Regions from separate parts of the Mus musculus genome. Here regions 1 and 3 are each linked to region 2. A link is a loop called in an ENCODE intact Hi-C map of the cell type or tissue named here. Cell type or tissue: gastrocnemius. All regions are shown on one strand.

Evidence for each region. Hi-C counts contacts between places; a loop is a spot of excess contacts. Peaks named below come from ENCODE experiments on the same cell type or tissue, not always from the same donor. Only the 100,000 strongest peaks of a DNase experiment are listed, where the experiment ranks them.
Region 1: it touches region 2 in a loop (2.5-fold over the local background); 9 of 42 quality-filtered maps call a loop at or near these places.
Region 3: a loop joins it to region 2, with 2.5 times the contacts of the local background. A loop is called at or near these places in 11 of 42 quality-filtered maps.

Annotation. Positions count from the first base shown.
Region 1 is chr19:8,889,315-8,897,314 of GRCm38, forward strand. Lbhd1 (LBH domain containing 1) reads left to right here. Exons shown (of 6, transcript NM_001286103.1): 5 at 689-786; 6 at 1,097-1,445. The coding sequence ends at 1,127. It overlaps 1810009A15Rik (RIKEN cDNA 1810009A15 gene), which reads left to right. Exons shown (of 4, transcript NM_025463.3): 3 at 689-786; 4 at 1,097-1,445. The coding sequence ends at 1,206. It overlaps Ints5 (integrator complex subunit 5), which reads left to right and starts at 3,673. Exons shown (of 2, transcript NM_176843.3): 1 at 3,673-3,834; 2 at 5,445-8,000. The coding sequence starts at 3,755. In gastrocnemius, no CTCF peak of the experiment used is centred here; DNase peaks (open chromatin) are centred at 3,683, 6,275 and 7,090; H3K4me3 peaks cover 2,567 bases; H3K27ac peaks cover 2,184 bases.
Region 2 is chr19:8,841,101-8,849,100 of GRCm38, forward strand. Bscl2 (Berardinelli-Seip congenital lipodystrophy 2 (seipin)) reads left to right here. Exons shown (of 12, transcript NM_001136064.3): 3 at 8-324; 4 at 1,909-1,990; 5 at 4,071-4,214; 6 at 5,090-5,224; 7 at 5,366-5,463; 8 at 6,306-6,447; 9 at 6,567-6,633; 10 at 6,814-6,882; 11 at 6,981-7,061; 12 at 7,364-7,583. The coding sequence ends at 7,485. Among named protein-coding and RNA genes, the nearest start is that of Lrrn4cl, 5.7 kb to the right of the region's middle. In gastrocnemius, a CTCF peak has its summit at 3,779 (motif pointing right); DNase peaks (open chromatin) are centred at 108, 3,501 and 3,799; H3K4me3 peaks cover 323 bases; H3K27ac peaks cover 566 bases.
Region 3 is chr19:8,960,355-8,968,354 of GRCm38, forward strand. Tut1 (terminal uridylyl transferase 1, U6 snRNA-specific) reads left to right here. Exons shown (of 9, transcript NM_197993.3): 5 at 1,990-2,468; 6 at 3,666-3,775; 7 at 3,910-4,020; 8 at 4,207-4,299; 9 at 4,680-5,856. The coding sequence ends at 5,806. It overlaps Eef1g (eukaryotic translation elongation factor 1 gamma), which reads left to right and starts at 6,687. Exons shown (of 10, transcript NM_026007.4): 1 at 6,687-6,871; 2 at 7,862-8,000. The coding sequence starts at 6,860. In gastrocnemius, no CTCF peak of the experiment used is centred here; DNase peaks (open chromatin) are centred at 4,857, 5,560, 6,307 and 6,675; H3K4me3 peaks cover 2,738 bases; H3K27ac peaks cover 3,487 bases.

The sequences.
Region 1 (8,000 bases), 48 kb after region 2:
AGAGGTCTCCAAATTTCTTGTTCTCTTTCACGTTTATGCAGCAACTAGTTGAGAGTTATGTTAGTTTCCAAACTACTAGCCTCTTATGGTATCATTGCTCACAGGATTCTGATGCTGTTGTTGATTGTTTTGTCTCGGGTTTTCAAGCAGGGTTTCTCTGTAGCTCTGGCTGTTCTGGAACTTTCTGTGTTGACCAGGCTGGCCTCTAACTAAGAGATCCACTTACCTCTGCCTCCCAAGTTCTGGGATTAAAGTCCTTCACCACCCCCACCACCCCCCAGCTGCTCACTGGATTTTTTTTTTTTTTTTTTTTTCAAGACAGGGTTTCTTTGTGTCGCCCTGGCTGTCCTGGAACTCACCCTGTAGACCAGGCTGGCCTCGAACTCAGAACTTACTGACTTAATACTATTGAGGTACATATTGAAGTCAAATTGTTAAAAAGTCTTAAGTGTTAAAGAGTTCCCTGAGGACACCAGAGCCCATTCAGTAATTTGAATGCAGAGACCTTATAAAACAAAAACTGGGCAATGATGCTCCCATTTAAATTCCAGTGCCAGGAGACTAAGACAGAAAGGTTGCCTGTTGGCTAGCCTGGTCTACAGAGTGAGACCTTTTCTTAGCTGGGGTCATTTTTGAGGCTCAGTTTGGTACAAATGAACCTGGATATTTTTTGTTTCCTGTCACTCAGGTCCAGTGCTCGTGCCAACATCACGCTGTCTGGGAAGAAGCGCAGGAAACTCTTGCAGCAGATCCGACTTGCCCAGAAAGAAAAAGCAGCCATGGAAGGTAAGTCTTGGGCACAGAGGCTACACAACAAGAAGTCTGGATTTTACCTGGGTTTTATCTTTTTTTTTTTTTTTTTTTTAGGATTTATTTATTTATTTATTTATTTACAGTGTGTGCACTGTAGCTGTCTTCAGACACTCCAGAAGAGGGCATCAGATTTTTGTTATGGATGGTTGTGAGCCAGCATATGGTTGTTGGGATTTGAACTCAGGACCTTTGGAAGAGCAGTCGGCGCTCTTAACCACTGAGCCATCTCACCAGCCCCTGGGTTTTATCTTTAATGCTTTCTTTTTCCTTTCCTTTTGTTCAGTGGAAGCCCCCTCCAAGTCAACCAGGACTAGTCAGCCACAGCCCAAGCAACAAAAGAAGATAAAAGCTCCCCAGGACGTAGCTATGGAGGATCTTGAAGATAAGAGCTAAAATCCCTGCCTCTTCTACCAGAAGATGGTCAACAGCACTGAGAAAGATTTGGAGGAACTTTGGAAAAAATATTAGCATATTTCACTTTCCTAGACACCTCTTCTACAGCGGACCCTGACCTCCCCTGGAGGTGTATATTGGGACCGAAGAGGACACAGAGAAAGACTGGAGGGCCACCTCTAGCAGTCAACTCCTTTTGTAATAAAGCTTTAGTGCGTTCACCGTGTGGGATGAAGTGCAGCAGGGATGAGCCATGTAGAAAGGCCTTTGCGTGTGGGTGGAGACACTTCAGAAGAAGGACACATTGTGCAACAAAGGCGACAAGAAGCTACAAAGTGAAGGCATGGTGGCGCATGCCTTTAATCCCAACATTTGCCAGGCAGAGAGGCAGGCAGATCTCTGTTCAAGGCCTCACATTGAGTTCCAGGGCTTTATAAGACCCTATCTTTTTTTTTCTTTTTTTTTTCTTTTTTTTTAGTTTTTGGTTTTTCGAGACAGGGTTTCTCTGTGTAGCCCTGGCTGTCCTGGAACTCTCTGTAGACCAGGCTGGCCTCGAACTTCAGAAATCTGCCTGCCTCTTCCTCCCGAGTGCTGGGATTAAAGGTGTGCGCCACCACTGCCCAGCTGTAAGACCCTATCTCAAAATGAAACTGGTTAGCTTCTTCAGTGCCCTCCCCCCCATCTTTCTAAACACTTCCAATTCTGCATTTCTGGAACATACAGACGATTAAGGGTGGTAGATAGGGAGGAGAGGGTCTGATCATAGTCCACACTATGTTTAGCATTAGAGTTAAGTAAGGAACATTTCTTTTTGGTTGTGTTTAGGGATTCAAACCCAGGGTACCTGCATTCGAGGCAACCCCTGTGCCATCTACATCTTGAGGGCCTGTATTTCCCAGTCAGCACTCAGTGAGATGCCAGATCTGAGGACTTTGTTTTGTTTTCGAAGATTTTCCTTATATAGGCCAGGCTTGGTTTGATCACATGGTCCTTCTGCTTCTGCCTCCATGGTGCTGGGGTGATGGGTATAAAAGACATGTCCAGCCCCCTTTCCTAACTTTTACCATTGTAAACAGCTAAATAGATACAGGGAGGCTAGTGATGTAACTCAGGGGTAAGGGTACTTGGCCCAAGCCCAACAATCTGAGTTCTATCCCTGTTACCCAAATAGTGGAAAGAGCTGACTCTACTCTTGTCCTCTGGCTTCCACACTTGAATTGTGGCAAGCACATGTCCCCATACACACAGCAAGTGTCAAAACAAAACTCAATTAGACATGGGCTTGCCACATTTAGGTTTTCATTCCTTCTCAACTAAATATCCATAACTGACAACCTTGTGGTTTTGAGTCCTGTGCTCAATGTGTGTGTACACTATATATGTTGTGTATACTATATAGTGTACACTATATAGTGTGTGTACACTATGTATGTAGTGCATGCCTGGAGTCTTCAGAGGCCAGAAGAGGCTGTTGGATCCCTTGGAATCAGAGTTATAGATATTTGTAAACTGCCACGTAGGTGCTGGGAACTGAGCCTGAGCATTTTGAAAGAGCACCAAGTATTCCTAACCCCTGAACTATCTTTCCATCCTCATTGACAATTTTTTATTTTATTTTACTTTATTTTTGAGACGGGAGATCTTTGTAGCCTGGCTGCCCTGGGACACCCTCTATAAAACTGGCTGGCCTCAAACTTATAGAGATCCACCTACCCCTGTCTCAAATGCTGTGATTGAATGTGTACAATACCACTGGCCTTAAACTTTTCTTTTTAGATTTATCTTATGGATATGAATATTTTGCCAGCATGGATGCATGTGTATCATATGCCCATGGAGACCAGAATCAGAAGCCCTGGAATTGCAATTACAGTTTGTGAACTAGCTGCCATATGGGTACTAAGAATTGAACTCTAGTCCTCTGCAAGAATAGCAGTTAAGTGCTCTTAACTGCTGAGCCATCTCTCCATCTCCAGACTACTTTATAAATGTCACACAACTCACAACCACCAGTAACTCCAGCTCCAGGAGGTCTGATGACCTCTTCTAGACTGAGAATAACTCATATACATATCATTTAGAAATAATAAAAAACATGTTGATCTTCCTTCCTTTTTTGTTTTTTTTCGAGGCAGAGTTATCTCTGTAGCCCTGACTGTCCTGGAACTCACTCTAGACCAGGCTGGCCTCGGAACTTCAGAAATCCGCCTGCCTCTGCCTCCCAAGTGCTGAGATTAAAGGCGTGCGCCACCACTGCCCGGTATGTTTATACTTTAACAGATTATTAGATTGCAATGTAGAAGAAAGCCTCGGAAGCTTTCCTATGCCTACGAAGCCCCTGGGGGGTGGGTGTGAAGGTTGTGCTGAGAGCAAGCCTATTACCCGCTGTGACCGATGCGACGCGGAACCAAAGTACTAGGGCTCCAGACTTAGCCGGACGGATTTTCCTGAGAGGCGGGGTCGATAGTTTCTGTCGCGTTTCCAGTCAGCACGCATGCGTCGCCTGTGCTCCGCCGCTCCCGCCTCAGGCTCCGGGTAGGGCTCCGGGATGTCCGCGTTGTGCGACCCTCCCGGGGCCCCAGGGCCACCCGGGCCTGCCCCCGCCACCCACGGTCCCGCGCCTCTCAGGTAGTCAGAGCCCCTGGTATCTTCCTTCATCGCGCCGCCCCGCCAGCCTTCTCCTCAGAAAGCTGGATCTTACCTAGAGAACCCGCGTCAGGATTCTCAGAGATTCTGGTCGCGTCTTCCCGGAACTCAGGGACCGCTTCACTAAAAACTCTGGGCTGCAATGCCTGCCCTGCTCGTAGTTCTGCCTCTCCCGAGACCTCAGTGCCTTCTTCGGCCGGCCTTGCTTTGCCAGCAGTTGGGGACATCAGCGCTCCTGAGAACCCAGCCTCCTTGCCCCTTTTACGGGAGGAGGCTTGGACTACATGAGAGTTTCTGGGGAGCCAAGGCTCGGAGCCGCAATATTTGTTCTCGTATTGAGGTGCCTTTATTTTTGATCAAAGGGAGGGTACAGAACCTTATCTGCCCAGAGAATGCGGTTGTGTTTGACAGAACAGATAGTAGTAAGAGGGAAGGGGTTTTACTTTCTCAACATCGCCTTCTGAGACTCTTAAGACACAGCTTATATATTGGGCGAATTGAAAGGCTTATATTCTGTGCTCCGGGGGATCCCCCACCCCCATTCTCTGCACACTGAAGGCATTTAATTCAGTGGGTGCGTGATTAGAATTCTCTCTCTTTTCCTTCATTCCTTCCCCCCCCCCCCCCTTTTTTTTTTCCGAGACAGGGTTTCTCTGTAGCCCTGGCTGACCTGGATCTCACTTTGTAGACCAGGCTGGCCTCAAGCTCAGAAATCTGCCTGCCTCTGCCTCCTGAGTGCTGGGACTAAAGGTGTGCGCCACCACGCCCGGCTCATTCCTTTCTTTTTTTTTGAGACAGGGTCTCTCTATGGATAGACATAGCTGTCTCGGAATTCGGAATTCATTATGTAGGTTAGCCTTGAACTCAGATCTGTCTGTGTTGGAATTGAAGGTGTATGTCACTGGTTAAGGCTGAATTCTTGAATAGTATGGAAAAGCACACATTTGGGAGGGAGAGCTTTTAGTAAGGTTACAGTTTTCTGACCATTGAGAGATTTCAGGGTGCTTGTGCTGTAGAGGGGGGGCTGAGAAGATGTTAAAGTAGGTATAGAATCTCAATATATTTAGCTAATTCAATTTTTCATTGAGTAATTCCCATATACCATCACCTTAACAAAAGGGAATTCTGTTTTAGGAGTTTAGAAATGGTTCCTGCCTCTTTGTAATATTTATCCTGATTTCTTAACTTTAATTTCTTTACCTGTAAAATGGGATCATAATAACCATATTGTTGTCAGGACTGAAAAAGTACTGGTGAAGTACTTAAAAGTGGGGTGGGGATGTAGCTTAAGAGATGGTGCCTAGTAGGCCTAAAGGCCTAGGTTTTATACCTCGTACTGAAAAAGAAAAAAGAACGTGGATATTTGAAAGGTAATCTGTTATTCCTATGATTATTGTTGCTGAAGGACAAATAGCATTTCTTGAATGACCAAGGTGTAACAGGAATGGGTATGCTTCTAAACCTTCATAAATTCTTATGAGGCACGTATTACCCTATTATCACATAAAAAGAAACCAGAGCTCATGAAAGGAATATAACTTACTTCACATCTCCCAGTATTTTGATTTTCTTTTTTTTTTTCTTCCTTACAGTGCTCAGGAGCTGTCCCAAGAAATCAAGGCTTTTTTGACCGGTGTAGACCCTATTCTGGGCCACCAGCTCTCAGCTCGTGAACATGCTCGATGTGGTCTTCTCTTGCTCCGTTCTTTGCCACCTGCTCGGGCTGCTGTGTTGGACCACTTGAGAGGTGTTTTTGATGAGAGTGTCCGGGCCCACCTAGCTGCCCTAGAAGAAAGTCCTGTGGCTGGTCCACCTCACCTCCGTCCACCTCCACCATCCCATGTCCCTACTGGTGGACCTGGCTTAGAGGATGTGGTGCATGAAGTGCAGCAGGTGCTGTGTGAGTTTATCCGGGCCAACCCAAAGGCCTGGGCACCCGTGATTAGTGCATGGTCCATTGACCTCATGGGACAACTGAGCAGCACATATTCAGGTCAGCATCAGCGTGTTCCCCATGCCACTGGCTCTCTCAATGAACTGCTGCAGCTGTGGATGGGCTGCAGGGCCACCCGCACATTAATGGACATCTATGTGCAGTGCCTCTCGGCCCTCATTGGTAGCTGCCCAGATGCATGTGTGGATGCCTTGCTAGACACTTCTGTCCAGCATTCCCCACACTTTGACTGGGTTGTGGCCCATATTGGCTCTTCTTTTCCTGGCACCATCATCTCCCGAGTCCTATCTTGTGGCCTTAAGGACTTCTGTGTCCATAGTGGGGCTGGAGGAGGAGCTAGTGCTTGTGGAAACTCTTCTCAACCCCCCTCTACAGACCCCTTCCCTGGATCTCCTGCCATCCCTGGGGAAAAACGGGTACCCAAGATTGCCTCAGTTGTAGGCATCCTAGGGCACCTGGCTTCCCGCCATGGAGACAGCATCCGACGGGAACTGTTGCGCATGTTTCATGATAGTTTGGCAGGGGGTTCTGGGGGCCGGAATGGAGAGCCCTCTCTTCAGGCCACAGTTCCCTTCCTACTGCAGCTGGCAGTCATGTCACCAGCTTTGCTCGGCACAGTATCTGGAGAACTTGTGGACTGCCTCAAGCCCCCAGCAGTGCTAAGCCAGCTGCAACAACACCTGCAGGGGTTCCCCAGAGAAGAGCTAGACAACATGCTAAACCTGGCTGTGCATCTAGTGAGCCAGGCCTCTGGGACTGGTGCCTACCGCCTGCTGCAGTTCTTAGTAGACACAGCTATGCCTGCTTCAGTTATTACTACCCAGGGCCTGGCTGTGCCAGACACCGTGAGAGAGGCCTGTGACCGGCTGATCCAGCTGCTATTGCTACATCTACAAAAACTAGTTCATCATCGGGGAGGGTCTCCTGGAGAAGGGGTGCTGGGCCCACCCCCACCTCCTCGTCCAGTGCCCTTTCTTGATGCATTACGAAACCATGTTGGAGAACTGTGTGGAGAGACATTACGGCTAGAACGGAAGCGCTTCCTCTGGCAACACCAGCTCCTGGGCCTACTGTCTGTCTATACACGACCTAGCTGTGGACCTGAGGCCTTGGGTCATCTACTGAGCAGAGCCAGAAGCCCTGAAGAGTTGAGTTTGGCAACCCAGCTATATGCAGGGCTAGTGGTCAGTCTCTCTGGCCTTCTTCCCCTGGCCTTCCGAAGCTGCCTGGCTCGAGTGCATGCAGGGACTTTACAGCCTCCCTTCACAGCCCGGTTTCTTCGAAATTTGGCCTTGTTGGTGGGGTGGGAGCAGCAGGGTGGTGAGGGCCCTTCAGCCTTAGGGGCCCGGTTTGGGGAGTCTGCCTCAGCTCACCTGGCTGATCTGGCTCCTCTCCTACTACACCCAGAGGAGGAAGTAGCTGAAGCTGCTGCCTCCCTCCTTGCAATATGTCCCTTTCCTTCTGAAGCCCTGTCCCCTTCCCAACTATTGGGACTAGTGAGAGCTGGAGTACACCACTTCTTCTCTTCTCTAAGGCTGCATGGCCCTCCTGGTGTGGCTTCAGCCTCTCAGCTTCTTACCCGCCTTTCTCAGACTTCCCCAGCTGGGCTCAAGGCTGTCCTACAGCTGCTTGTAGAGGGAGCCTTACATCGGGGCAACACAGAACTATTTGGAGGGGAAATGGATGGAGACAATGAGACCCTCTCAATTGTCTCAACCCCTTTGGCTTCTGCCTCATTGTTGGACATTAACCGGAGGCATACTGCAGCAGTGCCGGGTCCTGGAGGGATCTGGTCAGTTTTCCATGCTGGAGTTATCGGCCGTGGCTTAAAGCCACCTAAAATTGTTCAATCTCGAAACCATCAAGAAGTGATCTATAACACCCAGAGCCTCGTTAGCCTCCTAGTGCACTGCTGCAGCGCATCAGGGAACAGCGAGCGTGAGGGTTGCTGGGGGGCTCCCACCCTGAGCCCAGAGGCAGCCAAAGCAGTTGCGGTGACCTTAGTGGAGAGCGTGTGTCCTGATGCAGCTGGTGCTGAGCTGGCCTGGCCCCCAGAGGATCATGCACGAGCCACCGTGGAGCGGGATCTCCGAATTGGTAGGCGCTTCCGGGAACAACCTCTGCTGTTTGAGCTTTTGAAGCTGGTAGCAGCTGCTCCCCCAGCCCTGTGCTACTGCTCCGTGCTGCTGCGGGG
Region 2 (8,000 bases):
TCTCCAGGAACCTTCAGCTGCCCTATCCCATGGCCAAGGGTATCGTCCCTGTGGAAGACCAGCCAGGAACTCAAAGCCTGAGGCTGGGGCCAGACCCCCTGCTGTCCCCATCATGGTCAATGACCCACCAGTCCCCGCCTTACTGTGGGCCCAGGAAGTGGGCCACGTCTTGGCAGGCCGTGCCCGCAGGCTGATGCTGCAGTTTGGGGTGCTCTTCTGCACCATCCTTCTTTTGCTTTGGGTGTCTGTGTTCCTCTATGGCTCCTTCTACTACTCCTACATGCCGACGGTCAGCCACCTCAGCCCTGTGCACTTCCACTACAGGTGAGAAGGCTGCTCCATTCAAGTAGATGGATCTTAACTTGAAAATTACTTCAGGGACTTGTGGAGTCTCTCCTCTGTTGAATCCCAGTATTGACCGAGGGTGAAATCTTATTCTAGTGTGCTATCAGGACTTCTGCCCTCCTGAGCCAAGGCTTGAGCAGGTCTGGGCTGGTAGGGCTTTAGGGTTCTAGGTCTGCCTCTGCTGGAAATTGTGGTTAAGAACTGAGAAAAAGAGCCTGGTCACGTGTGTAATACCAGTCTGGGGAGGCTGAGTTGGGAGAATTAGCATGAGTTCCAGGCCAGCCTGGAAGACAGGTTGAGAACTTGTCTCAAAGGGGTCTAAAAAAAAAAAAAAGACTAGGAAAAGAAAGTCACTTTTAGCCGGGCAGTGGTGGTGCATGCCTGTAATCCCAGCACTTGGGAGGCAGAGGCAGGTGGATTTCTGAGTTCGAGGCCAGCCTGGTCTACAGAGTGAGTTCCAGGACAGCCAGGACTGCACAGAGAAACCCTGTCTCGAAAAAAAAAAAAAATCACTTTTAGACCAAGTAGGGCTCAGCGTCTGTTCTGTTGAGGTTGCATGAAACCTTTGAGCCAATTCAACTGCCATGGCATCTAAGAATTACACTGGCTTTATTAACACGTGAGCTATTAGGAAATACCTCCTTTGCCTTTTAGTGTACTGCCACTCACCCCCAATGGTACATTCAGTAACCCAAGGCAGTCCTACTGCTAACCTAGCCTTCGAGTTCATATCCATTTTACTCACACTGCCAAAGTCTCTGTATGTCTCCCAGCAATGGCTATGAGACAAATTAACATATACAGAAAACGCTTTTATGATCATTGGTTTAAAACCTTTTTTTCCCCTGTCCCAAATCCCTAATCTTGTGTTGTCATTTCTAAGGTAGACCCATGTAAACACTTAGGGAACATGAATCCTTTTTTAATAATTATTTTTGTTTCATGTGCATTGGTGTTTTGCCTGCCCGTGTGGTTGTGTGAAGGTGTCAGATCCCCTGCAACTGGAGTTACAGGCGGTCGTGAGCTGCCACGTGGTTGCTGGGAATTGAACTCAGGTCCTCTGCAAGAGTAACCAGTGCTCTTGACCAATGGGCCATCTCTCCAGCCCCAAGGGAGCACGAGTCTTACATACATGGGGTATATGTATGTATACTGAGGTAGGAGCTGTGTACCATATACTATGTGCAGTTTTGCGTATAATTTATCTTTAAAAGACATATCCATAGGTCCTTTAGGATGAATTTCTTTTTCCAACCTAGTCCAGAACTGCTGAATCAGACTCTTTAGGAGAGGGACCCTAAAATCCACATGCCCTGAGATCTTCAAGGGAGCCTATAGAAACCCTGAGTGTCCTTCGGCTCCTCCCTATGGGTTCTGTTCTCATGAGGAAGAGAATGAAAGTCTTATTAGGATCTCCTGACTCTAGTGTCCACTTCTGTTCTCCATTTCCTGTAATGGGGAAAAGGGATGAGTGAGGGGAGGGGCCCTAGAGACTAGGTGTGTGAGCAGGTAGGCTGGGCAGGCTGGCACCTCACAAAGCATTGTTCATCCCTTCTCATTTAGGACAGACTGTGATTCCTCCACCGCCTCTCTCTGCTCTTTCCCTGTTGCCAATGTCTCACTGGCTAAGAGTGGACGTGATCGGGTGAGTATGAGAACTAGACAGAGGCTTTGATTGCTTGAGGAAGATGGGGAGAGCAGGGATTGAGCAACCGAGATTGAAGAGAAAGGCTCTGACGCAAACGGGTGGAAAAGAAAATCTGGAAGTTGGTCCCAGTCACTGTGATACATATCTGTAATGCCAGCACTAGGAGGAAAAAGACACAGGGAGATTATTCCAAATCTGATATCAGCTTGGGCTTCATAGCCAGACCCTATCTCTCTAGAGGCTCTGATAAAAAATAGAATTACAAGCTTAAAATGTCCCTTGATATCAAAAAATAAAACAAAAAAGGACTTTGAGAATTAATGTCATTTTTTATTAAATGAGGTTTTTCTAGTTGTCAGTCTTAACTTGAACATTTTTTTAAAGTGGTATTTAAGAAGAAACTGACTTTATAGTAGAATATCAGCTCTGGCACAGTGGCACACATCTATAATCACAATACTTAACATAGAAGGATGCTGCCCAGGCTGGCCTCGCACGCTGAGATCCACTTGCCTTTGCCTCCTAAGTGTGGCCATCACCACGCAAGGGAGGATATCTTGAGTTTAGGAGTTAAGAGCATCCTGAATAAGTTAGTTCAAGGCCTCTCATTAAAAAAAAAACAAAGGAGCTTGGGAGGTAGAGGCAGAAAGGCTAGCCTGGACTATTTAAAAAATAAAAAGTAGTTTACCTTAAAGTTATGGTCACTATGTCTCCGCCTCCTATGTGCTGGAGTTAAAGGTACGCCATGTACCAATCCAGACTGGAAGTGAGTAACCTCAGACGTGCTCGGCTTCCTAAGCGTTGGGATTGTTAGGAAGTGGGCACCACCGTGCCAGGCTTGGATTTCTTTTTTCTTTTTTTTTTTCTTACACACCAGAAGAGGGCTTGGGATCCCATTACAGATGGTTGTGAGTCACCATGTGATTGCTGGGAATTGAACTCAGGACCTCTGGAAGAGTAGTCAGTGCTCTTAACTGCTGAGCCATCTCTCCAGACCCTCTTAATAGGTTTATTAAGTTAAAATTTATATGAGATACAGTTTACCTCTTAAGGTATACAGTCGTCGTCATATCATTCGATGCATGTATTTGGGACAGAGTTTCACTATGTAGCCTTGGCTGGCCTGGAACTGGCCATTTCAACCAGGTTGGCCTTGAATCCACAGCTCTCCTCCTCCCTTTGGCCTCTTGTGTGCTGGGATTAAAACCATGCACTGCCGCCCCAGGCAGTTCTATTGTTTTTAATAAGTTCAGTGTTGCACGCATACTGATATAAATAGACAAACTTAATCTTTTTTTTAAATTAATAAGCACTCTGCCTTTAAAAATGAAGAAAGACCAGGATAACAAGATGATCTGCCACTGCAGTGATTGTGCAAGAGCTGACTAGGGAGGCAGAGCAGCACTTGCTTAATTAGCAAGTGAGGGCAGACTAGGCCCAGGGGGACAGCTCCGGCGGCACACAGGCCTGAATCACAGATGCCCCAGTTGGCAATGTGACTGTTCACTTTTGGAAAAGAAATGCAACAGGGCACTTCTCGTAAACATAGTAGTCCAAGACAGACCTAAGAGCTCACAGGGTGAATGTGGTGGTGCAAGCCTAAAATGTCAGCGCCAGAGGCTGAGGCAAGTGAAGTTCTATGAATTTGAGGCTTTGTAGTCAGTGCTTGGCTAGCCAGAGATATGTAGCAAGACCCACTTAAAACACAGGGTTCTCTACCTGACAACCCAACCCCTAGGCCCCAAATAAAATCAAACCAGCAAACAAAATAGAAGTCTGGAAAGCCAGGGTGTCCAGTGACCAGCAGGGGGCAGCATCAAATCATGATTAAACAATGAGAAGACCAAAGGGATTTTGTTGAGTTCTTAAGCAGAGACAGTACATTTTAAAAAAAAAAAAAATAGATTAAGACATACCAGGCACGGTGGCACATACCTTTAATCACAGCACTGGGGAGGCAGAGGCAAGCAGCTCTCTGAATTTGAGGCCAACCTGATCTACAGAGTGAGTTCCAGGCCAGTCTCAAAACACCACAATTTTTTTTTTTTTTTAACAAGATGTGTGTTACCTTGGGCAGGTACTGATGTATGGACAGCCATATCGAGTCACCTTAGAGCTTGAACTGCCCGAATCCCCTGTGAATCAAGACTTGGGCATGTTCTTAGTCACTGTTTCATGTTATACCAGAGGTGGCCGAATCATCTCCACTTCTTCACGCTCAGTAAGTGTTTATGGACAATACTGGAATGTTTGAACAATGATGGGAGAATCAGAATATCGGGCTAGTGTTTCAAAAGAAGACCTCCTTGGCTCTGAGATCAGGCCTAAACCAGATAAGTGAAGAAGCTGTTTAATAAGCTTAACATTTGCCAAACACTGGTATCCTATGGTGTGCCCAAATTCAGGGTAAATAATACAGGTATCCTTTTTTAAATTATTCATTTATTGTATGTATGTAAGTACACTGTCGCTGTCTTCAGACACACAAGAAGAGTGCATCAGATCCCATTACAGATGGTTGTGAGCCACCATGTGGTTGAACTCAGGACCTCTGGAAGAGCAGTCAGTGCTCTTAACCACTGAGCCATCTCCCCAGCCCAATACAGCTGTTCTTAAAACAAGCAGACACCAGAAACATACCAGCTTTGAGATAACTGACTTAATTGCTAGAGTTTTAGAGTAACTTCTTCCTAACAAGACTAGGAAGAAATGCTGGGTTCTTACTAGCATGTGTTGAACACTCATTCAACACTGAGCCCCATTGGTAAACTGTCAACAGAGTCACCACATTTGAGGAAAGCTTTAGGTGGGATGCTGGGACACAGATCCCAGCCCAGAAGGCAGACCACGTGCAAGCAGACTGCTTACCTCAGGGAGGTAATTTTTGAGAGGGGCTTTCTCTGTGTTGGAATTAGGAAATGGGGTCAGGAAGTAGGGAGTGTTACTAGAACAGGTGGAAAGGTTGGGTAGGTGGTGACTGGAAGTTAGAGAGAGAAAGTGAAGGAGCAGGGAGCCTGGAATGAGCGAGCGAGCGTGTTGCTTAGCATGGGCAGATGGACCCAGCGCCTGTCCCCAATCTGTCCTCTCGGCCGTCAGGTGATGCTGCATTACCGCTCGCAGCTGCTCCAGGTGCTCGACACGCTGCTGTTCTCCAGCCTCCTGCTGTTTGGCTTCGCTGAACAGAAGCAGCTCCTGGAAGTAGAACTCTACTCTGACTATAGGGAGAATTCGGTAAGTGGCTGACAGAGTTAGGAGACAACTCTTCAACGAGCCCAAGATTGTACCTGAGAAGCCCATGGACAGTCAACTGCAAGAGCCACAGACTGGAAGTAGACCTCATACTGACTCTGCTCTCACCTTGCACCCTCGCAGTATGTGCCAACAACTGGAGCAATTATTGAGATCCACAGCAAGCGCATCCAGATGTATGGAGCCTACCTCCGGATCCATGCCCACTTCACTGGGCTCAGGTAAAAAAGCCACGGAAGGAAACATCGACAGCTTTCCTATACCCTGCCCTAAAATGAAGAGAGTTCCAGGCAGAGGTGACCAGTAACAATCACATCATATTTTACAAAGGCCAGAGGTGGTTCTCCCTGGCTTCACTGTGCTTGTCACCTTTCAAGAGAGCTTCTTAAAAATGCCATGTGAAGGGGGCTTGGAGAGATGGCTCAGGGTTTAAGAGCACCCACAAGGTTAGTTCCAGGAGATCTCATTTATTCTTCTGGGGACACCAGGCATCCATGTGATATGTGTACGTACATCCAGGCAAATACTCAGACATATACAGATGTGAATATCCTGTAGGAGATGACAGACCCCTTCGTTCCAGCACTGGATGGGCCTGAGGCAAGAAATCTTGAACTACAAAGCAAGACTCTCAACATAAATAATGAAAAGGGAAAACGAAAAGTATCCGATGAGCCGGGTGTAGTCCCGTGTCTAGCCCCTGGTTCTCAGACAACAAAGTGAGATCCGTATACACACACAACCACTCTGGCCCAATAAAATCTCCGTGCAATCCACTGCCTTGTTGGACTGGCTCAGAAAGTATTGGAGTGACTAGAGGAGTTACAGTCGAAGCCATTGAAATGCTGTGGCCTTGTGATTCTGAGATGGCCTGGAATCCTTGGCCTTTATTAGAACCTGGTGCAGGGTGGTCTGGAACCTGGGCAGGGGAGTGGGTGCCACAGTGGCAGAAGGCAGCTCCAGCCATCCTCACTCAGGCTGTCCTACAAATCTTCTTGGAGTGATAGTGTCGAGTGCTATCCAGTAACCGCTGTTCCCTTCCTGACCCTGTTTCTCACCTCAGGTACCTGCTGTACAACTTCCCCATGACCTGCGCCTTCGTGGGTGTGGCCAGCAACTTCACGTTCCTCAGCGTCATCGTGCTCTTCAGCTATATGCAGTGGGTGTGGGGTGCTGTCTGGCCCCGCCACCGCTTCTCTCTGCAGGTCTCAAGGGGCAAAGGCCCCGTTTTTCTTCCCTTGGTGGTCAGGGGCATGTTAGGGCTAGGGTATGATTGCTGCGGAGGGGAGTCAGGCCTCACTGCTCAGTGGTTACTGCTCCACAGGTTAATATCCGACAAAGGGATAACTCACACCACGGGGCCCCGCGTCGGATCTCGCGCCATCAGCCAGGTAACCTGGTTGGTTGACAGTATCCTTGAAGGGTAGGCTGGCTGGGTTAGAGGGTTGGCCTGCCTCCACTATGAAGTATGCAGTACTCTGGAACTAAGGATTCGAGGAAGAGGTAGAGTTGGCACTGCAAGCCAAGGATAACCACTGACCCTAGCTGTCCTCTGTTTGTGGAACCTGAAGGTCAGGAATCTACCCAGCAGTCGGATGTGACGGAGGATGGTGAGAGCCCTGAAGATCCCTCAGGAACAGGTATGTTCAGTTCCTCTTCCTCGCTCCTCATCCCCAGCACTCACCTGCAGTGCCTGGCTCTCACCTTCTGTCTCACCTCTGTTTCCCTTTGGCTGAAGAGGGCCAGCTGTCTGAGGAAGAGAAACCAGAGAAGCGGCCCCTGAATGGAGAGGAGGAGCAAGAGCCAGAGGCTAGTGATGGTGAGGGCACTGTGTGATGGGGAGGGCACTGTGTGATGGGGAGGGCACTGTGTGATGGGGAGGGCACTGTGTGATGGGGAGGGTACTGTGTGATGGGGAGGGCACTGTGTGATGGGGAGGGCACTGTGTGATGGGGAGGGCACTGTGTGATGGGGAGGGCACTGTGTGATGGGGAGGGCACTGTGTGATGGGGTGATGGTGGTGGGGATGTGTGATGGAGTGATGGTGGTGGGGATGCTATCCCACCCCTCCTAGCCTGTCTCACTCACATTTTGTTTGGCCCTTTTCTGGCTCTGCTTCAGGCTCCTGGGAAGATGCAGCTTTGCTGACAGAGGCCAACCCACCTACCTCTGCCTCAGCATCTGCCCTTGCCCCTGAGACTCTGGGTAGCCTCAGGCAACGCCCGACCTGCTCCAGTTCCTGAACAAAGGGTGAATTCCTCACATTCCAGCGCTTTCCCATCATACACCTTTTCCCTTGCTCCCTTAATAAACTATTTTGTGGCAGCTGCTTGTGTGGACATCCGAGGACATATTTTAGAGTCAGTTCTCTCCATCCACCACCATGTGGGTTCCGCAGAGTCAAACTTGGGTCATGGAAGATTTTGTTTTATGTATCTCTGTATGAACCTACATAAACATATGCACCACATGTGTGCAAATGCCCGTAAGGTCAGAAGAGGGTAGATCCCCAGAGGCTGGAGTTATAGAGAGTTATGAGCTACCATATCGAAGCTGGGAACCAAACCTATATCTGCTGTAAGACCAGGAAACTCTCTTAACCACTGGGCCATCATTCCAGCCCTGGGTATCAGTTTTTTATTATTTGTTTTTATATCTGTGTATGTGTGCTGCTTCTCTGGATGTATGGACATGTGGGTTGCTAAGAGAGAGGTAGAAGAGGATGTCAGATCCCCTGGAGCTGGAGTTACAGGTGTCT
Region 3 (8,000 bases), 120 kb after region 2:
GTTTTTGTATTTTTTGAGGCAGGGTCTCACCATGTAGCTATGGCTGCCTTGGAACTTGCTATGTAGACCATGCTGGCCTCCTGGAGACCTTTTATTAGTTATGAAAGCTTGTCCTTAGCTTAGGCTTGTTCCCAACTACCTCTTAGATTAAACTAATCTCCATTCTGCCACGTAGCTTGTTATTTCTTGAGTACTAGCACCTGTTTCTTATTCAGTGTCTGACTGGCAAATCCCTCTTGCTTAATTCTTTCCCAGAGTTCTACTTCTGCCTGGAAGTTCTATCTATTTTCTCTTGCTTTGCTATAGTCCATTGAGCTCTTTATTAAACCAATCAGAAGGTGTTGAAGAGAGTGTGCACAAAATATGATGCAGCCATAAGAATAACAGTATCAAAGTGCAGCTTGTACTCTGTGTGGTACAGAAATCAGCATTTGAATAATACAGAGATAACCTTTCCACAGTGCACAAACATATCATCCCAACACACCACAGCCTCCCCGATTCTGTGGCTCTTACTATCTTTATTCAGTTCCTTCCTTCACAATGTCCACCGAGCCTTAGGTGCAGGAGTGTTCTGTAGATGGGACTGGGCTCCACAATTCTGCATTTTCATTAGCTGTGCTTTTCTGTAGTGATCTCTGTCTATTGTAAAAAAAAGTTTCCTTGATGAGGGGTGAAGTCAGTACTTCCTGTGGTTATAAGCACAAATGTTTAAGATTGTTGTTAGGGGGCTGGAGAGATGGCTCAGAGGTTAAGAGCACTGACTGCTCTCGCATAGGTCCTGAGTTCAATTCCCAGCAGCCACATGGTGGCTCACAACCATCTGTAATGGGATTTGATGCACACTCTACCGTGTACTCATATAAATAAATACAAAAATAATATTTAAAAAATGATTGTTAGGGATTATGCTGGTTTTATAAAGTAGTGGTTGTTGGTTCTCTTCAAGATCCATGACTTCATAGCACCAAGTAGGTAATCTGTTTCCATTCTCAGGCATGGTTATCCTCTGGTTGAGCAGGTGTTAAGTCCAATTAGAAAGCTGCCAGTTACTGTCAAATATGTGTGTCACTACTGCACTCTTAGGGGTATTATGCTATGTTGGTTATTGATGTTGTTCCATAGGCATCGATAGCAGGTTAAGGGTGTTTGTCGCCTTGTTCCTTTGGAAGTTTGACTGATATCTTCTGGTACCATGAATGCTAGTCTTCACAGAGGAAGCATTCAGGTCATTTCCAGCTCAGGGGTTTCTGGGCTCTATTCCTGAAATCCATAATGTCTTCTGCAGACACTGGGTGTTGGGGGGGGCAATTAAGGACAGCAGCAATAGGCTGTATGCTTTAGTAGTCTTTTGGACAGCCTTGATTGTCAGACTAATTTAAAGCATGACTCTAAATCTCTGGGAGGCTGAGGCAGGAGGATTGTGAAAAGTTGGAGGCCATGGGGGTGGAAAGAAGTCTCTGAGAACACCGGCTGCTCTTCCAGAGGACCAAGGATTGGAGTCCCAGCACAGACACTTCCATTTGCAACTGTCCATAATTCCAGTTCCAGGAGTCTGATGCCCTTGCTTGGCCTTCACAGGCATTGCGTGCATGTGGTGCAGACATATATGCAGGCAAAAAAGCGAAGACGTAAAAGGAAAGGGAAAAGTCTTAAGGTCAGTCTGAGCTGTGTGTACACCTTGTTTCTCTTGTTTGTTTGAGACAGGGCTTCTCTATGTAGTCCTAGGTGTCCTAGAACTCACTATGTAGACCATGCTGGCCTCCAACTCACAGAGATCCTTCTGCCTCCTGAATGCTGGGATCAAAGGCATGTACCACCATTGCCTGGCTTCAAAGGACTGTGGAGAATGAGTTACATAAATGAGTTATGTAAGGCTGCAGAGTAAAGCCTGTACATAGAAGGTGAAGGAGGAGGAAGAGGAGGAGGAAGAGGAGGAGGAGGAGGAGGAGGAGGAGGAGGATTCATTCCCTTTTATCTCCATTACAGCCAGACCCAAAGGCTCCAAAGGTTCCAGAGACTTCATCCTTGGACTCAGCCCTTGCTTCTTCCCTGGATCCTCAGGCGCTGGCCTGCACCCCAGCTTCTCCTCTAGACTCACTGTCTCCAACTTCTGTTCAAGAGTCTGAGTCCCTGGACTTTGACACCCCATCTTCTCTGGCACCACAGACACCCGACTCTGCTTTGGGCTCTGACACTGTCACCTCTCCTCAGTCTCTGCCTCCAGTTTCACCACTGCAGGAGGACAGGAAAGAGGGGAAACAGGGGAAAGAGCTAGAATTAGCAGAAGAAGCCTCAAAGGACGAGAAGGAGGAGGCAGCAGCAGTGTTAGAGCTGGTGGGATCTATTCTCCGTGGCTGTGTCCCTGGAGTGTACCGAGTCCAAACTGTGCCCTCTGCCCGGCGTCCTGTGGTCAAGTTCTGTCATCGGCCTTCAGGTCTTCATGGAGATGTATCCCTCAGTAACCGGTACTTTTGTGTGGGGTTGAAGGCTGGCTCTAAGGTCTGGGGTATATGAGGAGGGGGTCCTGATGTGGACGAGCTTATGCCTGCTGAATTTGTTTTTCTTCTTTGGTTCAGTCCTCCTTTCTTCCACGAATGTCACCTCCTACCTGGCTTCCATTTCAGTGTTTTTTTTTCCTTTGGAATACTTTGTGCGTTTGAGTCAGAGTCTTGCTCCATTGTCCAGACTGGCCTCAAGCCTGTGATTCTCCTGCCTTAGCTTCCTAACTCCTGGGGTTACAGGCATGTGCTGCTATGCTTGACTCTGCAGTACTGCTTTTTGTTGTTGGTTTTGTTTTTTTGAGACAGCCTGTGTTGAGACAGGCTAACCTTGAGCTCATAGGCCTTTGCCTCCTCCTTTGGGGTTAAAAGCGTAGGAAAGAGTTCTGTAGCTACAGAAACCTAGGAACTGTTAGGTTAAAAGTAAACAGGGTTTTCCTTCACTATTTTTCCTTCCCTACTCCATGCTTTGTTTCTTTGTATATTAAGAGCTTTGCAACCAAATGCCTTCTCTTGAACCCCATAAAAGGAGGCCACAGATTATAACTGGGCCTCCGAATACTCTCATTCATGTGGCCCGCATATTTCTTTCAGATCTGTATTATCACTTTGCATTGAATAAACTATTCTTGCTACTATGCTTCTTATATTTGTGTCCGCATCTCATCTTGAGTGTAGTCAGAGAATGACGTGTGGGAATCAGTTCTCTTCCTTGTAACATAATTCCTAGGGATTAAACTGAGGGCGTCAGTCTTGGTGGCAGACTCTTACCCACTGAGCCATCTCACTGGTCCTGTGTCTCTGAGGCAGTGTCTCTATATTCCTATTCAATCTCTTGAGTATTGAAATTATAGGCACGTGCTACTACACCTGGCCGTTGAGCAGTCCTATATAAATAAACAACATGTCTTATGAATGGTGACAGTACAGGGTGAGCATTTGGAATGTAGTATTGCCTAAGGTTCAGTGGATACATATTCCCCCCTACCTCATCCCTAGGCTCAGGATACAACACAGGGCTTTATCAGTGCTAGGTAAATGTCCCACCACTGAGCCACATCCCTAAGATCCATTTAATGTTCTTTTGCATACTCCCTCATAAGATCATTATGTCAGTAGAACTTTGGGAAAATTTCTAACACCTTTGCTTCTCCATTGTCCTAGGTTGGCCTTATATAATTCACGTTTCCTGAATCTCTGCTCTGAGATGGATGGTCGAGTCCGGCCCCTTGTGTATACCTTACGCTGCTGGGCTCAGCATAATGGGCTGTCAGGTAAGAATGAGAACAGACTTGGCCCAAGTTTGTGTCAGGCAAAGGCAGGGATTTAGCAAGAAAAAAAGAGGTGGGCACAGAAACCAGGGCTTGTAAATACTTCTTCCTAACTTGAATTATTGGTTATTATCCAGGAGGTGGCCCCCTTCTCAATAACTACGCCTTGACGTTGTTAGTGATCTACTTCCTTCAGACCAGAGACCCTCCAGTACTTCCTACTGTGGCCCAGCTTACCCAGAGAGCAGGTACTGCAGAACGGCCTCTACTGTCATGACCTCAGCTTCATCTCACCCCTTCACACTTCAGAAGCCCCGAGATGAGATCTCTGGCTCTGCCCTTCCCAGAGATCAGAAGGCAGGCCCTCTGCCACCATCAATGGCAGACTCTGGGCTGACTGGCTCTGGGCTGACTGTCTCTTCTTACTGTCACAGGTGAAGGGGAACAGGTAGAAGTTGATGGCTGGGACTGTAGCTTCCCTAAGGATGCCTCAAGATTGGAGCCCAGCACCAACGTGGAGCCTCTCAGTGAGTCTGGGGAACCTGGTAGAAAACTGATTGTGATGACAGGCTCAAGAATAGGGGACATATACTTGTGTGCAAGGCATGCTCAAGAATAAGAGACATATATTATACTTGTGTGTAAGGCATGGTCTTCATAGTAGCCTATGGCAGCTGTTTTATGGATGGAAAAACACGTATCTTGGGCAGGCAAGTAAGAGGTGTATTCCCCAGTTTCCCTGCTCTCTAGGCCAAGCAGAAGCATCTGGGTCAGGCAGGGCATGGCTGGGTTTCTCAGGACACTTCTGAAGTCCTATGAAGGGAAGAGAGTCCCACTGAAGTAGCTGCAGGGATGTCCCAGTTATGGCTTCCAGGTGACCCCCTTTTTTCTAATCTGCCTCCATCAGGTTCCCTGCTGGCCCAGTTCTTCTCCTGCGTATCTTGCTTGGATCTTTCTGGCTCCCTGCTGTCCCTGCGGGAAGGTCGGCCATTGATGGTGGCAGAGGGCCTGCCTTCTGATCTCTGGGAAGGGCTGCGCCTTGGCCCCATGAATCTCCAGGACCCCTTTGACCTGAGTCACAATGTTGCAGCCAATGTGACCGGCCGGGTGGCTAAACGTCTGCAGAGCTGTTGTGGGGCAGCAGCCAGTTACTGCCGAAGTCTCCAGTACCAGCAGCGTTCCTCCCGGGGCCGGGACTGGGGACTGCTCCCGCTTTTGCAGCCCAGCTCCCCTAGCTCCCTGCTGTCTGCCAAGCTCATCCCCTTACCCTCTGCCCCCTTTCCACAGGTCATTATGGCTTTGGTGGATGTGTTAAGGGAAGCACTAGGATGCCACATAGAACAGGGAACCAAGAGACGACGGTCAGAAGGTGCCAGAATTAAAGACTCTCCCTTGGGAGGGGTGAACAAAAGACAGAGACTTGGTGGGCAAGAAAAGAGCTTCGAGGAAGGGAAAGAGGAGCCACAGGGATGTGCAGGGGACCACAGTGAAAATGAGGTAGAAGAAATGGTAATAGAGGTTCGAGAGACACCTCAGGACTGGGCCTTGTTGCACTCGGGACCACCAGAGGAGGAGTTGCCCCTGATGACTGCAAACTGTCTAGACAAGGCAGCTGAGCATAATCCCATGAAACCTGAAGTGGCTGGAGAAGGGTCTCAGGGTGAGACAGGGAAGGAGGCATCACACCCATCATCAGTGAGCTGGCGCTGTGCCTTGTGGCACCAAGTATGGCAGGGGAGGCGGCGTGCCCGGAGACGATTACAGCAACAAACCAAGGAAGAAGGTAGAGGAGGTCCCACCACAGGAGCAGAGTGGCTGGCAATGGAAGCTCGTGTGACCCAGGAACTAAAAGGACCCAATAGTGAGCAAGAGAGGCCGCCGGGGGAGCCCCTCCTCAGCTTTGTGGCATCTGCCTCCCAGGCTGAGCAGACACTCACTGTGGCCCCACTCCAGGACTCCCAAGGCCTGTTCCCTGGTCTTCATCATTTTCTACAGGGTTTTATCCCTCAAGCACTTAAAAATCTCCTCAAGTGAGGAACCAAACCTCAAAAACAATAAAGCTGCTAGTTTATTTCATACAGACATTTAATGTTCTTTTGCATACTCCCTCATAAGACCATTACGAGGTCTTTGTTTTCCTCCTGGTAACGCCTTTTTTCTTTGCCTCAATGTAGCTTCTGGCCTGACTACTCTAAAACAGTCCTATGACTTCCACTTCAGAGCTCTCCTTCCCACTTGCCAGCACTTTCCTAGGGAGTGCCACCTCCACGAGGCAAAGGCACTGATTTCTGAGAACAACCTTTGCCCACACGAGACTTGTCCTGCTGCTCCAGGTGATGGGAACCACAAATTTGGGTTTAGGGTTTGTCTTTTCTATCCTTTAACGTGAAAGAGAGTTCAAATTGCCCATAAGCTGGAGTCAAGATTTATTTTCAAATTTGGATATGTGTAAACTATTGTATCAGAACTGGGCTGCCTTACCCGACCCTCTGGGGCGCAGCCAAGCCTGAGTGGTGCTGGTGACGTGGCAAGTTGGTCCGTGCTGCTTTGTTGTGTAAGTTTTAACAGCACGGAGTTTAATCGGAGCAGACCTACTTTCAGATGTTTTCGGCCGTGGGCCCCAGCTGAACAGACAGACCCTTTACAGAAAAAACCCGAACAGGAACAAAAGGAATTCAGTAAATTGCCACCCCTTCCTTAAGGCAGTTCCTGTAGTTTGTCACGGGTTCCAGATACCAGCCTTCGAGGGGCGGTGCTTCCGCCGGGTTCTCACACTTTTCCCCTCCCTGGGTGAGCTCCGTCTCCTATCAGGCTTCCGATTGGTCGGCGACGCGGGCGGGGCAGGATCGTCCAGAGTTATACTACGCAGGCGCCCGCTCTCTGCGCTCCAGGCTGCGGGCCCCACCCCTCGCTTTTTCCAACTCAGCGGGGCTGTAGACGGAACTGTCGTGCGTATGCCTTTTATGCCGTCCTCGCTTTCCGGCCGCTGTTTCCACACTGCTCTCTCCTTTCCTCCTCCCTTGTCTCCTTTGCGGCTTACTTTGCGGCAGCACCGACAGCCCCACCCCCTTTCTCTGCGGAATCACCATGGCGGCTGGGGTAAGTTTGCCGGCTCCGGTGATTAGGGTCACCCTATCCACCGCCATCCTTTGCCTGAGTGGGGCCAGTCGGCGCCAGGGGAGTTTCAGACCCAAGCCGCGAGCCGATCTGGGGTTCACAAGCCGTACGGTCGGAGAGCATGGTTTCTAGGGCCTGGAGGGGAACTGAGGCTGGGGCTCAGAGGCTAGAGGTGGAACGTTCTGGGGTTGAGGAGAAAAAAGATGCTGGGTCTCCATTGTCTGGACCTTTAAAAAGTGTTTAACCTCACTGCCATTTTGAGGTGTGGCGTCTGAGCAGGTTGGTGGAACTTTTGCCACCGTTTTGTGGGACAACAACGAGGACGTGGAAAGGAGAGGGTCTTTGTGGGAAGGGGCGACTGGCACGTTGGGAGTTGACCTTCGGGGAGGTTTGGGAGCCAGAGGAATAAAGGGGGGGTGAAGTGAGCCCATATGGACCCTGCTGGTGAGATTTTAGTAGGGAGACAACTGGGAACTCACTGCAGGACAGGACCAGAGGGTTGCTAATTCGCCATGTGCAAAGAAAGGCATTTCAGGAAGAATAACTGATGAACATTAGAATTCAGCGTGTCGATTCTGAGGGGAACTTTGAAATCCCTTGGTCTGTGTGTGTGCTTTTGAAGTGATAGCAGCCTGGAAGTAGTTAGACTCCGGGTCACCGCCAATGAATGAAACAAGGGTTCTGGGAGAGATGGGTGTGAGTGTTCGTGTGTTTAGGCAGATGGGACCAGAAGTTTTGAAGGGAAGAATGCCTCTAGAGATGTCCTTAAGAGAGGTCACATCTGTCGGTAAGCTTTATTTAGCAGCTGGGATGTTCTTCTTGGTATTTCAGAGGACTCTGATTACATGGGGCATACTCGGTTCACTAGGAGTGAATCTAAGCTGTGCACATTGGAATTGCATGGAAGTGTGCGTGGGGAGTGGCATTCAGGGTTCCTTGCCTCTAGTCCATCCTTCACCCTTTCTCTTGTAGACCCTGTACACATACCCTGAAAATTGGAGGGCCTTCAAGGCCCTCATCGCTGCTCAGTACAGCGGGGCTCAGGTCCGCGTGCTCTCCGCACCACCCCACTTCCACTTTGGCCAAACCAACCGCACCCCTGAATTTCTCC